Linked DNA regions of Mus musculus: region 2 is linked to region 1. The links are chromatin loops, found by intact Hi-C in ENCODE. Cell type or tissue: left cerebral cortex. All regions are shown on one strand.

The links. A loop is a pair of places that touch in the nucleus more often than their neighbours do. Peaks named below come from ENCODE experiments on the same cell type or tissue, not always from the same donor. Only the 100,000 strongest peaks of a DNase experiment are listed, where the experiment ranks them.
Region 2: it touches region 1 in a loop (3-fold over the local background); 2 of 42 quality-filtered maps call a loop at or near these places.

What each region holds. Positions count from the first base shown.
Region 1 is chr10:24,128,608-24,136,607 of GRCm38, reverse strand. It overlaps Gm40614 (predicted gene, 40614), which reads left to right and starts at 4,124. Exons shown (of 2, transcript NR_168522.1): 1 at 4,124-4,328. In left cerebral cortex, a CTCF peak has its summit at 4,967 (motif pointing right); DNase peaks (open chromatin) are centred at 3,270 and 4,967.
Region 2 is chr10:23,100,094-23,108,093 of GRCm38, reverse strand. Eya4 (EYA transcriptional coactivator and phosphatase 4) reads left to right here. Exons shown (of 19, transcript NM_001347372.1): 19 at 1,806-5,132. The coding sequence ends at 1,886. Among named protein-coding and RNA genes, the nearest start is that of Gm24655, 63 kb to the left of the region's middle. In left cerebral cortex, no CTCF peak of the experiment used is centred here; DNase peaks (open chromatin) are centred at 3,076, 4,374 and 4,827.

The DNA of each region.
Region 1 (8,000 bases):
GATGCTCCAACATGTAATAAGGACACATACTCCACTATGTTCATAGCAGCCATATTTATAATAGCCAGACGCTGGAAACAACCCAGATGTCCCTCACCAGAGGAACTGGTAGAGAAAATGTGGTACACTTACAATGGAGTATACTCAGCTATTAAAAATGATGACTTCACAAAATTCGCAGGCAAATGAATGGATCTAGAAAATATCATTCTGAGTGAAGTAACTCAGTCACAAAAGAACACACATGGTATGTACTCACTGATAAGTGGATATTAGGCAAATAGCATGGAATACCCATGATAAAACTCATGGACCGCATGAAGCTCAAGAGGAAGGAAGACGAAAAATTGGATACTTCAGTTCTATTAGTATGGGGAACAATATAATCAAAGGAAGTAGAGGGTGGGAGAGACTTGGGAGGAAAGGAGGAGGGGGAGGGGAAAAGAGGAGAATAATCAGGTATCGGAGGACATGGAGGAGATGTACATGGAGAAGGGTCAGGAAATTGAACAGAGGTGTATAGCAATGGGGGATGGGGAACTGGGGGTAGCAACCAGAAAGTCCCAGATGCCAGGAAAGCAAGAGCCTCCCAGGACCCCATGGAGATGACTTTAGCTGAAATACCCCACAAAGGGGAGGGAGAACCTGTTGAGATCATATCCAGAGATTAGACATGCCCTCCCCCTCCCCAGCCTACCCCCACTTGAGGGATGGGACCACCCACCCATCTCCAAAATTTTAACCTAGAATTGCTCTTGTCTAAAGGAAATACATGGACAAAGAATGAAGCAGAGACTGAAGGAAAGGCCATCCAGAGACTGGGGATCTATCCCACTTGCAGACACCAAACCCAGACACTACTGCTGATGCCAAGAAGTGCTTGCTGACAGAAGCCTGATACAGCTGTCTCCTGAGAGGCTCTGTCAGATCCTGATCAATACAGGTACAGATGCTTGCAGCCAACCATTGGACTGAGCACAGGGACCCCAGGGGAGGAGTTAGGGGAAGGACTGAAGGAGCTAAAGGGGCCTTATCTGGCATCAATGGAAGGGGAGGCCCTTGGTCCTGTGAAGGCTTGATGCCCCAGTGTAGAGGAATGCTAGGGTAGTGAGGGTGGAGTGGGTACGTGGGTGGGGGAGCACCCTCATAGAAGCAGGGTAAGGGGGGGGGATGGGATAGGGGGTTTGCAGAGGGGAAATTCAGAAAGGGGATAAAATTTGAAATGTAAACAAATAAAATATCAAATTAAAAAAACAAAATAACTTTTAAATAAAATAAAAACAAACAAAAAGAAGTTATCACAGCAGGGTAGGGACTATTGCAAGTAGGAAGTTTCTTGGTTTTCAAAATCTTGAGCCCTGATTCTCACACAAAGGAGTTTCCTTGTATAGAAACGGGGCCAGAGAAGACTGGGTGTGGAGAAATGGGATGAATGGGAGTAACTGATCAGATAATGCCTAACCCCAGGCCTTCTTGTTCTCAGAAAGCTCTGTTAGCTGGCACAGGCCACTAGACTGAAATTTAGGACTTGGAGAACAAAGTCCCCACTGAGGTTCATTAATACAAGTTTTGTTCTTGTTGGTCAGTGGAGAGCTGAAGTTGAAGTTGAGCTAACTATAAATGGTGTGCGCAGGGGTTGGGGGTCAGGGTGAGGCACTTTCTTTGTACCAAGTGTAATACAGGAAAAGATGGAGAACATTGTCTCAGCCGTGTAGGGGCTGTCTTTTCTAGAACACAGAATAGAACAGGACAGAGGTTCCTAAACACTACTGTTTTGAGGGGCCAGGGGGCCCAGGTGAAATAGCCCAAAAACAGCCACATGATAAAGCATGCGATTTGTATTGACAGGTCTGGGTACTGGGGACCAGCTGTGTACAGTACTGTAGCCCTGTGGTAAGTGTAGCCTTTCTGCAAGTGTATGGAAGCTATAGCCGTAGTCAACCAAGTCCTCTGCCCAGCCCCAGTTGGAAAAGCACGCTGAAAGGACGTGTCACATACTTTAAAAACCCAACAGGACCTGAGGGATGGCTTGGTAGTAAGGAACTCCTTCCACCACGTCTGGCTCTTTAACTTTGACTTCCAGCACTCACACCATAGGAGAGAACTTTGTCCATAACATTGTCCTCTGACCGCCACACAAACGTCAAGGTGCAGATGCCCCCCTCCCCCAAACAAATAAAAGTTAAAAAGTAAAACAAAATAAACCTCAGGACATTTGTGAAGAGTGTAGAAGCCTGCCCAAGGGGATTTTAAAGGGCGTTTTTTACATATTTAAGACACCTAGCCAGGGGCACAGATAAACACACAAGACTGTAGATAACAGAGTGCTCACTGAGCCAGAGGGCCCGTTCAAACAGCTCTGGAATTCACAAAAAGGAGGCTTGGCTAATATACTTAATCTCTCAAACTCCTGTTTCCTCACCCAGGAAATAGAGACAAAGATATTTCAAAGGTTCTCTGTGATGATCACCAGTATAAATTCAAGAAAATAACTAATATTATCAGTGTGTTATGATTTTATTTTATAAAGCATGGACATACAGACACACAGACACACACACACACACACACACACATACACACACTCAGGCAGGGAGTCAAAATCTGGAAGAATATACTTATAAACATCCTTATGGTTAATTTTTTTTTCTATTTGCTTCTGAATTTTTTTCCCTTTAAGTGAGATACATGAGGAAGAACAAGTCTGTTTATTTGAAAGCAAATGAACCATGTAGACTCTGAGAGAATGGTGTCCTGGAAATGGCTCAGGATGACGTGGTCCTGAGAGAATCACTCTCTGGTCACAGAAATTGAATGAGGTGCAGTGAAATTATTCTATGTTCATTAATGTTTTTCCAATGTTATCTATTTTTGTTTATGTATAGTGTGCTCTTTTCTGCATGTATGTCTGTATGCTAAATGTGTGCAGAGACTGCTAAGGCCAGAAGCAGACATCAGATCTTCTGGAACGGGAGCTACTAGGGTGGTCATGGAAACCCAGTTTGGGTCCTCTTAACAAAAAGAGCTTTCCCAGGTCCCCCTTGAGTTTATTATTTAAGTCTTAAATATTTTTTTTAACATGGAGGACTGCCTGTGATAGTAAGCTAACCCTCAATTTAAAGGTTAGGAGATAGCCAATTGAAACTGCACTTGGATATTTCTGCTCATGACCAGTTGGCTCCAGTTTTTCTTAAAACTTCCTGCTTTCTAGAGTGATAGGCAAGGTATGGCACTGCGTGTGGGTGTGAGTGTTGCTTCCGGAAGGACCACAGGAAGTGGACAGACTCAGAAAGAGAATGGGGAAGTGACAGATACTGCAGGAGGGAGTGGGGAGGGAGAGGAGGAAGAAAGAAGTGAGAAGTGAGGAGATGAGAGAGAGGGGAGGGGAAGGAGGGAGGGAGGGAGGGAGGGAGGGAGGGAGGGAGGGAGGGAGGGAGGGAGAGAGAGAGAGAGAGAGAGAGAGAGAGAGAGAGAGAGAGAGAGAGAGAGAGAGAGAGAGAGAGAGAGAACAAATATCTGGCGGCAGCAGCAGAATACCCAAACAAGGAGGTAGCCATTTAGAAACATACTTTCTCTTGTTCCTTGCGGCCCTTTCTTTGTCTTTCCATCACTTTTCCCTTTTAAATACTCTGTTTCCATTTGTGGCTCTCACAGCCCCCTCACATTACCAAACACAGTTCTCCATTTGGACTCTTATAGTCCCACGTTGACTAGCAAAAAGTTTGTGAGCAGCATTACAGAGTCAGCTCTGATAACAGTTACAAACTCGGTAAAGTCTGTGACTAACCATCCAGCGACAGTGAAAATCCTCCAAACAACCAAGCAAATATAAGTTCACATTTAGCCTTTTAAAGGTGCGGGGTCACACAGATTGGAAGAGGAATGCCATTTCTTACAGTTTACTCAGGAGCCTCTTTGATAGGAGGCACTCAAAAAACAAAAACAAAATCAAGACAAAAACAAAACAAAAAACCCCCAATGTCTTCAACCAGGCTCTCCCCAAGGCCAGTCTCTCCAGCTCCCGGGTGCCCTTGCTGCTCTCTAGCCTGAAGGAAACTATTGTTTACTTGGCCCCTCCCTAAGTAGACTCTGAACTTATTCAGCTGCTCCCTGCATTCTTAGCACCTGCGCGGAAGGACGCCTGGCCTCTAAAGTGCTTAGCAAGCTTGTCTCAGTGGATGTTACCTGACTTTCCTAAGTCCTTGTTGAGACTTCTCCTTTAAAACCGTGTCAGGATCCCATGGAAAAGCTGTTGAGAAAAGCTTACTCAGGATCCAGTTTAGATTCAAGAGGGAAATGTCTGCAGAACACCAGGAGATCTGAAGCAGGTACCCTTAGTGAAGACTAATGTGATTCTGATGAAGAGAAGAGTTTCAAACTCTTAGCTCATTTTTATGAAGACATTATGATTATGATTTTTTTTTGGCAGAGAGAGGACCTTGGAGCTGTGGGCTGGTACACTTTAGCTGGCGACTGGCCTGCAGATGCTTTAGCTCAGGACAGCTAGTCACAGCAGGTGAAGGGAGAGTCGTTTCGAGTTCAATGACATGATTCTAGAGTCCACTAATATTTTTAAGTGTTATTTATTCTGGCACATTTTCAAAGTGTTTTGTTGCAGGATCAGGGTGGAGGAGAGGTCTAATTTCTTTTAAAGATTTTTTTTTTTAATGGTGCCCAGAGGTATGGTTACAATTACTGTAGTTTAACACACAAATCCATGGGCAATCAGGAATTGGGACGTAAAACTAGACAGGAGTAACACTGGGGGTGGGGTGGGGGTGGGGGTGGGGGGGAGCTGTTCCCGGAATTCAGGACCCAATATGGCTTCTTCTTGAGATCTTGTCTGTTCTCACCCTGGAGTCCATCTTGTTAGAGCCAAAGTTTTCGTACCTTTGAAAGAAATAGCCCAGGTTTCTCTTGCTTTCGGTTCCTTTTGATCAGTTTACGGTTGTTCAAATTGACCACTAGGGGGCAGCAAATTACAGCAGAAGTAGAGGTCCTTATGTATGCAATAAGCTTGAAACAGCCTTTAAAAAAGACTCATGTCCTAATCCACTTTTAGCTATTGTTCTCAAACTTAGTTCATACTGTCGTTATGTACATTATTTCTAAGTTATTAGAGGAGTTCCCTCAGGAATGAAACAATAGTGCCTGGATACATGGTTTTGTTTTATTGTCTTTTAGAAAACATCTTCTTTCTTTCTTTCTTTCTTAGTGAAAATCATACTGCAACAAACTCAAATAAAAATATGACACTGCATGGTTAGAATGGTCATTCTGAAGCCGTGGGTCTTCCCTTGGGGTTTTACACATTAATTATCAATTATAAAAAATAAAACAAAAATAAAAACAAGAACAAACACTCCAGAGTTGAAATTAGAAAACCAAGTAGTTTTTTGTTCCCTTTTCACAGCTTCTGTGTCCTTTTGCCTGCTTTCTGTCCTGCCCTGTCACCTAAGAGGACCCTTTTGGGGTCTCCATTGTAAATATTATGCTATGCTTACACTTAAATGTTTCCATAAATACATGTCTATGCTATATGCTGGAATCTGCATGTGAGAGAGAATAAGCAAGCACGTTTTCTCTTTCTGAAGTTGTGTGTACCGCCCCCCCGCCCCCCACCCCCGGAATAGTATTCATTCTGAGTTCAGTTTCCTGGGAAATTCTGATCTCATTCTTCTTCATAGATGAATAATATTCCATTTTATATATGTACTAGGGTTTCTTTATCCATCCATTTGTTGACAGGCATCTAAGTTGTTAACGTTTCCTTGCTATAGTACACAGAACAGAATTCTACTCGGATGTGCAAAAATGTCTCTGTGTAGGATATGGAGTGGAATCACTGGGTCATGTGGTAGGGGTTGTAGTCATTGTTGTGTTGCTGTGAAGAGAATCCACAGCCACAGGAACTCTTACAAAGGGGGGTCATTTAACTGAGGTTTGTGACAGTTTCAGAGGTTCAGTCCATTGTCCTGATGGTGGGAACACGGCAGTGCGTATGCAGACACGGTGCTGGCTTGGTTTTTTTTTTTAAACCTCAAAACCCACCCTCAGTGACACACCTCCTCCAACTGGGCCACACCTCTTAATCCTTTCATATAGTGCTGGAGGCCAAACATTTAAATCTATGAGTCTATGGGGGCCGCTCTCATTCAAACCACCATAGCAGTTTTAGACTTAAGTTTCTGAAGACCCGCCACCCTGATATCCATGATGGTCACATTAATTTGAACTACCAACAGCAGGGAATAAAGATCTTTCTCCACATCTTCTCCATTGCCAGTTTTCTTGATGGTAGCCATTCTGACTAGGGTGAGGTGGTATCTACCTCAAAGTAGTTTTAAAAAACAAAGACAAGAAGGACTGGAGATGTTGAACATTTTGTTAAACGGCTTTTGTCCATTTGGTCTTTCTTTGAAAAATGTCTGCTCTGTACTCTAGCCGGTTTGCTGATCGGCAGTCTTATCACTTGGTATTTAATTTCCTCAGCTTTTGGAGGTCCCTGTGTGAAGCATACAGAGATTTTTCTCCCTTCCCGTGGGCTGTCTGCGCATGACGCTGACTGTTTCCTTTGCTGTGTGTGCAGAAATGCCTTGCTTCCATGTAGACTCACTATTGATACTTAGGCTAGTTCCTATGCTATGCAGAAAATTCTTGCCTTCCCCAGCACCTTGGAGACTATTTTTTAGGCTTTTATCTGATAGTCTTAGCATTTCAAGATTTTAAAATATTGTTTTATTATTTTATTTATTTATTTTACATCCTGACTGCAGTTTCCCGTTCCTCTGCTCCTTGTCCTTCCCTCCCTTGTCGCCTCCCTCTTCCTCCCCATCCACTTCTACAAGGACTTTGGTCCATTTTTTTATTGATTTATTCATACAAAGTGAGAGTTATTAGTCTAATTCCGTTATTCTGCAGGTGACTATCTAATTTTGCAAGCATGCTTTATTGAAGGGGCTTTGTTTCTAGTGCATGTTTTTTACCCCTTTGTCAAAAATTAAGTGACCATACTTTGTCTGTTTATTTCCAGGTCTTATATTCTGTCCCATTAGCCTTCCTGTCTATTTTTATGCTGGATCCAGGTTGTCTTTGTCACTATAGCTTTGGAGTATAGTTTGAGGTCAGGTATTATGCTACCACTAGCTATGATTTTGCATCTTATGACTGTTTGGGTTATTCATGGTTATATATTTTTATTGCTCTAGTTGGTGGCCTGAACCTGGAAGAATGGAGCCAAAAACTGAGGTGGACTAAAGTCTCATGCAATAGCCAACTTTATTCTGAGTATCAGACAATTTATATTCTGAGGGCATTATGAGCGTTAAGCCAGTTCAAATAAACGATGGTCACATGAGTTTAGGCTGTACACGGTTACAGCAATTTTTACATGATTAATTCCGCCAGTCCAGGAGGGTGGAAGCTTCCTATATTCTTTACTATCTTGTTTGACCTCCTTTTCTACTGCCTTGAAGTTTTTGTTTACATGTGTTTGTAACTTTTTATAACACCATAAAGGAATTTTTTTTTTTTTTTTTTAGTTTTTTGAGACAGGGTTTCTCTGTGTAGCCCTGGCTGTCCTGGAAATCACTTTGTAGACCAGGCTGTCCTCGAACTCAGAAATCTGCCTGCCTCTGCCTCCCGAGTGCTGGGACTAAAGGTGTGCTCCACCACGCCTGGCTGGGATATTTTTCTTAATTCTTTTTCTCTGAGAGCACATTATTTGTTTCAATATGGAAATTCAAATATGGGGCCTCCAGTTTTCCTTGAGTTTGGATTACGCAACTTTAAATGTTCATCAAATCAAAACATTTTCTAGTAGATCCTAAAGAGTCTTTTAAGTGTAGAATCATGGCATCTGCAAATACGGATAGTTTGGCTTCCTACTTTCCTATTTTGATTTATTCATATCTTTCTGATTGCTATAGCTAAAGCTTCGGGTCCTATATTGAACAAGAAAGAGAGCAGGCATGCTTACCTCTTTCCAGATCGTAGAGAAT
Region 2 (8,000 bases), 1.0 Mb after region 1:
GAACAAACACTAGAATCTCCTTAGCCTATGTGAAATTTATTTAACACTAGAGCAGAACAAATAAAGCTCACTTTTACAAGCCAATGACAGTGTGTTTGTTAAGAATTAAGACTTACCTAGTCTGTGCTAGTTATCTACACTGAGAATAACTCTGGGCCTGTCCTCTGGTTTAAAGTTCATGCTTCAGGGGAAATAGCTTGACTCCAAATGGATCAAAATTTCAGATAGAATGCTGTTTTCAAATGGTTGTTTAAGTAGGTAGAGTTTGGGTGATGGGTAAAGGCTATGATTCTGTTTGGAAACACAGGTGGCTGGTTGCCCTAGCACCCAGAATGCATGCTTTTCTCTGACCATAGACGTAATCGCATGTTGTAGGCATTCTGAGTACTGTTTTGTTGTTACAAATAGATCTGAGCTGAAATGCAAAACGTTACCCTTCTCAAAGTTCTTTGCTCTAATTGAACTAAAATCCATGTTTGTGAAATTTAAAGAGAAATCAAAAAAGGATCAAATCTTAGCAACAGGAATAACAGCACTCTCCTCTCAAAATATACCAGGTGAGATGTATATGTAAAATTTAAATTTTCTAGAAGCCGCATTCAAAAGTAAAAAGAATAGAATAACCTTTAATAATATCTATTAATTGGCTCAATCTGTATAGGATATTATATATCAATATCTAGTCTATATAAGAATTATTGACATGATGTCTATATTACTGTATTGGTCTTAGTCTGAAATTCAGAATGTATTTTAAATTGGACTAAACATATTTTAAATACTTATAGCCACATGTAGTTAGTAGCTGCCATGCTGAATAGCAAAGAATTCCATAGTAATAATGATAGTGATAAAGCTTCATGTTAAAACAAGATATCGTTTCCATATATATAGTTTCCACTGCATACAAGACTACATTCTATTTATATACATCTTAGAAGATGTCCTAAGTTCAATGTAATAATTAATGTTATTGTTTTGCAATTGACTGAAGTATATTTTTTTCATTATTATTATTTCCAGTGAGATTTCCTCAGGTATTACTTCCAATCAATCTTTTCTGTAAACTCTGAGTACCACAACTGTAGTTTATATTAGCACATCTCTGGAAGGCCACAGGCAGCATACCATTTAGTATTCTGTCTACCCACTTGGAAATGGTATGCACATCCCTGTTAAGATTGCATCCTCTCCCTCTCCATCTTGTACACATGAAATAAACCAAACCATCTCCTAGCTTAAGTTATTAGTTATCTGAGGCAAGTAAGAATATGATCAATTCTCATATTTTTATTTTCCTTAATCTGGTTCCAAGTTATTTTTTACACAGATACAAATCCACTCTCTTTCCCTTTCAAATTGCCAAACACTATGGGTTTAGGAAGTTAGTGGCCTAAATTTATCTTATTTTTAACCAAGAAATTGACTTTTAAAGGTACGGTGCTAACTGATAGCTGTTGTTCCCAGGCCTTGCAGGATTTCTAGGCCGACTTGCCTTCCCCATTGTTGACCTCGGTAACACTGATTTACAGAGTAGAGATTCAACTAGCAAGGAAACTCAATATTGGATGTTGTACCATTAAAATCCAGTTCAGATCTATTTCTCTATTCCTTGGAATATTCCACATTGGTACTACCAGACTTCCACCTGTAGATGGCCTCTATTAAACTCCCTCCCTTGAACACAGGTGAACACCACATCTGGGTGTGTGCTCCTATCTCCATGGAATGATGGTTATTATCTGTCTCCAATTCTTCATTCCTACCCTCTACCTCTCCCCTCTCTCCTTGTCTTGACCACACAGCACAACATGCCCTTTTGGAGGATATCAAGCCACTCGGACCTCTTGGCTCTACATCAAGCACTGGAATTAGAGTATTTGTAACTGTATTCTCTAGCTGGGGATCCATTGTTTTTATATTTCAAGTACACTGTATTTTTATGTGTGATCCAATGCCGCTGGCTTCTTCTACACATATTAATGGTCTTAACGGATGAAATCATACTCGGAATGAAAACTCCAGAGTGAAGAATTCAGGTTGCTGAATGGAATTAAACTTTAGTGCTACAGAAAGGAAGCTCTATGGTCTTATTATCTTTACAATACTTTCATGGTTTAAAACATAATAATAACAAAAATCTGTGGCAGTTGCTGACATGTATCGAGTGAGTCCTAACAAGAATTAACAGCTTTAGTACAGAACTCGAACCCTCCCGAGCCACAGCATCTGCTCTGCCTCTGACAAGGTGGTTGAAAACATTCCTCAAAATGGGAGCTCTTCTCAACCCTGAGGTTTGAATCTGACTTATAGCCTACCTAGCCCAGAAAATCTGAATCGGAATGCACTCAGACTGTATAACGACAGTCCTATCTAGACCTATAATTTGTGTAAATTATTGATGGAAATAATTTACTGTGACTTTATTAGCAGCTGACTCTGAAAGTGGATGCAATTTTTCTTTTATTTGTCAGGGTGGGAAAAGGGCTGGGGAAATGGGAATATAATATTGTCTCTTTTATAAGTTTGGCAAAGAGAATGTTCATACTGATGTGTTGTGCCTTAAAGACAAGACAGCATTTGTGTGTTACAATGTAACTTTGACTAAAGTCTCTGTAGTTAATGAAATACAAAATCAAACAAACAAAACAAACAAGCAAACAAAAACCTTTGTGATAATTCTTCACATGACCAAATTTAAAATTCAAGATATTAGTTTAACGTGGAAACATCAACAAACTGAATATTTGTTAAAAGGAGAAACCAGTAACAATAATAATACAAGAAAGCTTGCATTTTAATTGGGTTCTAAACGATTCCAGTATTCAGTATATGCCAATTATCTGAACACTCAATCATAAGCAGATTTGGGAGACTATGGGTTCTTTATTTAGAGAGTGAAATATATATATATTCTCAAGTGTCCTCTCTTACAGTTTTCTGGGAGGAAATTAAGAGCCATGTTCATATCAACATACCCAATTTTAGTTTAAGACTGGATATGTGCCAGTTGCTAAGGGGACAATATCATGGTGCACATTTAGCAAATATCATCAAAGTCATTTTTAGAACATGCTATGGAATGAATGTAGCTTAAAACACACATTGAGTAGGCACAGCAGATTGCATTTGTCTTTCATGCTGTTGCAAAAGCAAATATCATCAGTGATAGAAGGCAGGTATACTAGATAGCTCTCAAGAAAAAAATCAGAATCTATGAATATTTTATATAATATCATCTTAAGTTAATTATCAAACAAGCTCTATGTTGACAACATCACCATATCACAACAGTAAAAGGGTATTCGCTCTCCTTGAACACACCAGCCCAGGGTCTTCCCGTTACAGACAGGAATACATTGGTTTCTTCCTGTATGGTTGCTGAACAATTGCCTGCATTCATTCCTGGGAGAGCCTGGCTGCATTGTGTCTGCCTGTCTTTTTGTCTTGTTGGTGTATAGCCCATACTGGTAACACAATACAGATTCTCCTGTCGTTTCTTATGACATGGTTTGCCTTGTGGAAATTTAAGACTTCAAGAAGGAAAATATTCTAATGGTGTGAGTGCCTGAATCTCTCTGCATTCTGAATGACATGAAATGGACCCACGAGTCCAGCTCTTAATCTCATCTGAGGCTGCTTCATAAGAGGTCATCATCTGAGGCTTTTGCAACTTAAATAAGGCCAACATTTTGCTCAAAGATCACAGAGAATACTCTGGAGGGATGTATTTCTTTAGAGAATGCTGTGGCCCTGTTTACAAATGGGTAGATTGAAGATAATTCTGCATAAGATAGGGACTCCTTATCTAAGTCCTTACTTTTTAAATGTGTCTTTTGGTTACCCTTTCCCCAATGCTATGGTGGCAAAATATGGTTGGAATATTTTAATACTAATATCATTAATAATAAATTTTATACTCCTCTGGTCTTCAGCTTGAAAGTAATTAAAAGGTCAAAGATTTTCCTTTTTATTACTGGAACTCATTCGTATTTAGTACTACTACTAAAACCAAGTTAGTTTGGCACACAGCCAATTTCTTTCATTGATAGACTTCATGTCTCTACATCAAAAGTTAAAACTCTTCTTGAAATCTGATGAACAGGGCTTCTTAGAGTGCTCCACTTGAGGGACAGAGAGGCACACTCTTTCCAAATGCCCAAGGACTGGCTGTTGGCCTCCTCCTTGCTCCAGTTTATCCATCCCCCTTTTCCGGCCCTGCATATCTGTTAAGGGAAGGCAGCCAGTGTAATACCTACAAGTGAGGCTGATGGAAAACAGATTGTTCAGCACAACAATGGTGACAGCCAGAAAGCCATGGCCCAGCCTAGTCATGTCACCTGAGCAGGGTCAAACTACAACTCTTCTCTTCCCACCTTAGGACAGGAAAATGCTCTATCTTTCTAAAAACACATCAGACAAACAGCAATAAAAAATAAATAAAATAAAAATAAAAAACCAGCCCTGCGGGCAGTTCCTACCTTCTATTTTTATGTAGAATATCGTGCCTTATTATAAATGAGTTTGAAAACTGCTCTCCAACCAGATGGGGTTTGGGCTATTACTATTCAAGCTTGGTATGATATTAGAAAAAAAAATAACTGCCTTATATTGCACCTTAAAAATATCAAGACCCTATCACTTGAGTAAGAAACTAGGTGGCCTAACTACAACATTATAGCATACATCTAAGATGATTAAAAACCCCGAAGAAATGTGCAAATCCAATTCAGAGGTAAAAATAAGATTTTAAGATTATATGGTCTGTGTACAAAAATAGGTACTAACTGTCTGGCGAGCTAAGATCAAAATAGCTTCAACAGCACACCCTACTGTGAAGTTTGTTTTGTAAAGCCTACTCGTTGGTGACAAGCCTACATTCTCTGTGAATATGGCGTTTAGTATTTCTTTTCAACACAAACCTAAGCCTCATGAGCCAAAGTTGCATTTTGACTCCCAGCTATGGTGGCGTTTTAGGGAATCTCACAGTCAAAGTCAAAGGTTTCTGTTATGTATTAGTAAAGTATAGATTATTGGGGCCTACATAATTTAAAGAAATGTAAATTAATATTAAAAGCTTGTAAAAATATGTACATCTTTACTATTTCTCAATAAATACCTTTGCAACTGTATACTTTGTCTTCAGTCATCCATTTTGTAGAGATTTTAACGTGCATGTATTGCTTGATTCTAAATCATGTGGAATTCTTATTTAGGTCTCTGAATGTAGTGTTTCATCTTCTTATGCAAAAGCGTTTTCATTGAAGACCAACTAAAGTATAATACAGTAAATGTCCCTAATAAATGCAGAAAAAAGGCTGGTCTTTGAAGATGTGGGCTGCATATAGGACTATTCATTCATTCATGTACAATCATAATACAACCAAAATGTGTTCATGGTCAGAGTATCTATTTGAATTTGTAGACATTCACTATATGTATTTATATTTGTGTGTCTGAATGTGTAAGGGTGTGTACTTTCCAGGTCCCACATACACATGTGGAGTCAGACATCAACTTGTGGGAGTTCATTTCACAATGTGAGTTTCAACTCAGCTTGCCAGGTTGTCCTGTAACCTGCTGAACCGTCTTGCCAAAAATAATAGAATATTTATAGAATGTCCCTTTAGATGAACATGGTTGTAACTGTTATAATCTATGGCTCATTGTTATTTGAATCTTCCAAGAGAATAGAAACTTGTTTTTATAAAATGAATTTAGTATTTTGTATCACATTATTGTATTCATTTCTTCACAAAGACATTGTTGACATGAAGACTAGAGACAAGTTTCAGAACTGATTTTACTCATTCACATTTTAAAAAAGAAAACTGTTAACCTCCAAATTAACAAAATTTAGAGGGAATTAGGTGAGGATTCTCCAACAAACCCTACACCATACAAAAGTTCATTGAGATATGCAGACTACATTGGATGTGTTTAAAATTAATTGACTAGACCAATTTCTTTCTGGTTTTGAACATCTAATTACCACTGAAAGGTGAGTTTTTGAGATATATTAAATTTCCTATCCCCTGGTCTCCAAGCAAGTATGTCTCCTTTGCCTGTTCAGTATACCTGCATGGATGAATGATCTCAAATGAACGCACCCAAAGCAGAGAATATGCTGCTACCCAGCCATCTTGCATCTCTGCACAATGACCATTCCGGCGCAACAGTCATTTTCCACCTGCATCACCATTTGCCTCTAGTTGAGCATCCTGCTTAGGCCCTCAGACCCCTTGAGTACCTGTCATGATGGCAGCCAGAACAATCCTTTGAATCAGAACATGCTCCTAGGCTTCCAGAAGTGTCTCGCCAACTGCCTGACAGCCTCCTTCAGCATAAGCACCATTGTACAATGACCTATGTAACCTACATGAATGGTCCAGTGATTATAAGTAGTTCATCTTCGCACTCCACTCTCCTCCAGTCAGTTTCTTATTGCTGAATATTTGTATTTTGGGGCACACAGTGACAACCAACTTCTGCAGAGACACATCTCCAGCCCTTCCTCCTTTGGAAGATTTTCACCAGACATCTCCACTGCATATGTGCTAACATTCTTTCAGGTCTTTCACCCCAATACTCTCTTGTGGTTAACGAGGTTCAAATCTCTAACAATGGATGTGTCTCCACATTTGTATTGAATAGCATTAACCCTTCACTTTACCTAATATGATATGTATTTTATTTGCCTTTTATTTGGTGTTACTTGGCCATTCCTAGATATGCTCTGTGAGTCTACAGATCTTGATTTGTTCTACTCTGCGTCTGAAGATTACTGTCACATAGTAGGCACTCAAGAAGTGCTTGTGGGGTGTATGTCTAAACCACAGGTGTACATGTTCACCATCTAGAATTAGCATGATTTCTAATGACACTACCAGACAAGAGGGAGACAAAGCATGCAGGTAAGTTGGCTGAGACAAAATATATCTACAACATATTGGAATGCTTGGTAACCTACTGCTGTGTGAAAATAACAAATAGATATAAGTAATGATATATTTGAAAAGTGGTTGTATATAAACTGAGCATTACCTTCTGGGTTAAAAAGAAATCTTCTCATGGTCCATAAATTGATTCCTTAGTATTTTATTCTGTTTATGGCTTGGAGTTTTTGTTCTCCTGTGTGTGACAGGGTCTTCCCTTGTCAACCAGGTTAGCCTACAACTAACTATGTGTTTCAGGTTGGCCCCAAACTTCTGGCAATCCTCCTGTTTCAGCTTCATAAGTGCTAGGATTATAGGTAGAAACCACCACATTAACTTAAAAAAAATGTATTAACTTTACAAAGTCACTGTGCTTGGCTGAATTAAAGTACTTCAGAAAAATCACACATAAATCACATTTCTTTGAAAGTTCTGTGGTTCATAATTCTAAATTGAGTTTTTAAAAGGCTTTTTATGCATACCAAATCTATTTCCAATCATGTCTCCCTCCTCCTCACGTACTCCGATTGCCCTGGAACCCCTGAAACATACCTGCTCCCTCCCAACTTCTCCTTCTCATACATCTATTGCACAGTGTTCAATTAGGGCATGGTCTTGGGAGCATTCACTAAAGAATAGGCAACCTTCCAGAGTCCACAAACCTGAAGAAAACTGACTCTTTCACCCAGCAGCCTTCAACTGCCAATAGCTCTCTAGTCAAGGGTCGGACCACATGAGACCCACCCCATATGTAATGGAAATTCAGCTAGATTGATCCTGTAAGTCTTGTGCTCCTGTGATTTCATGATTATATTGGTCACATCACATCCAGAAGTCTTTCTCAGGACTATCCCACCTCTTCTAGCTCTTTCCATCCCCATGTTCCCTGATCCTTGGGTCATGGTGATACTTTCTCAATACTTGGACTTAATGAGACTTTGCAGTAGCTGTTGTCCAAGGCAAAAATAATCTTCTCTGAACACAGTTGAGAGCAGCACAGATCTACAGGTATAAACATATATGTATGTGGCAATCTGACAACAGGATAATTTGGAAAACCAACAA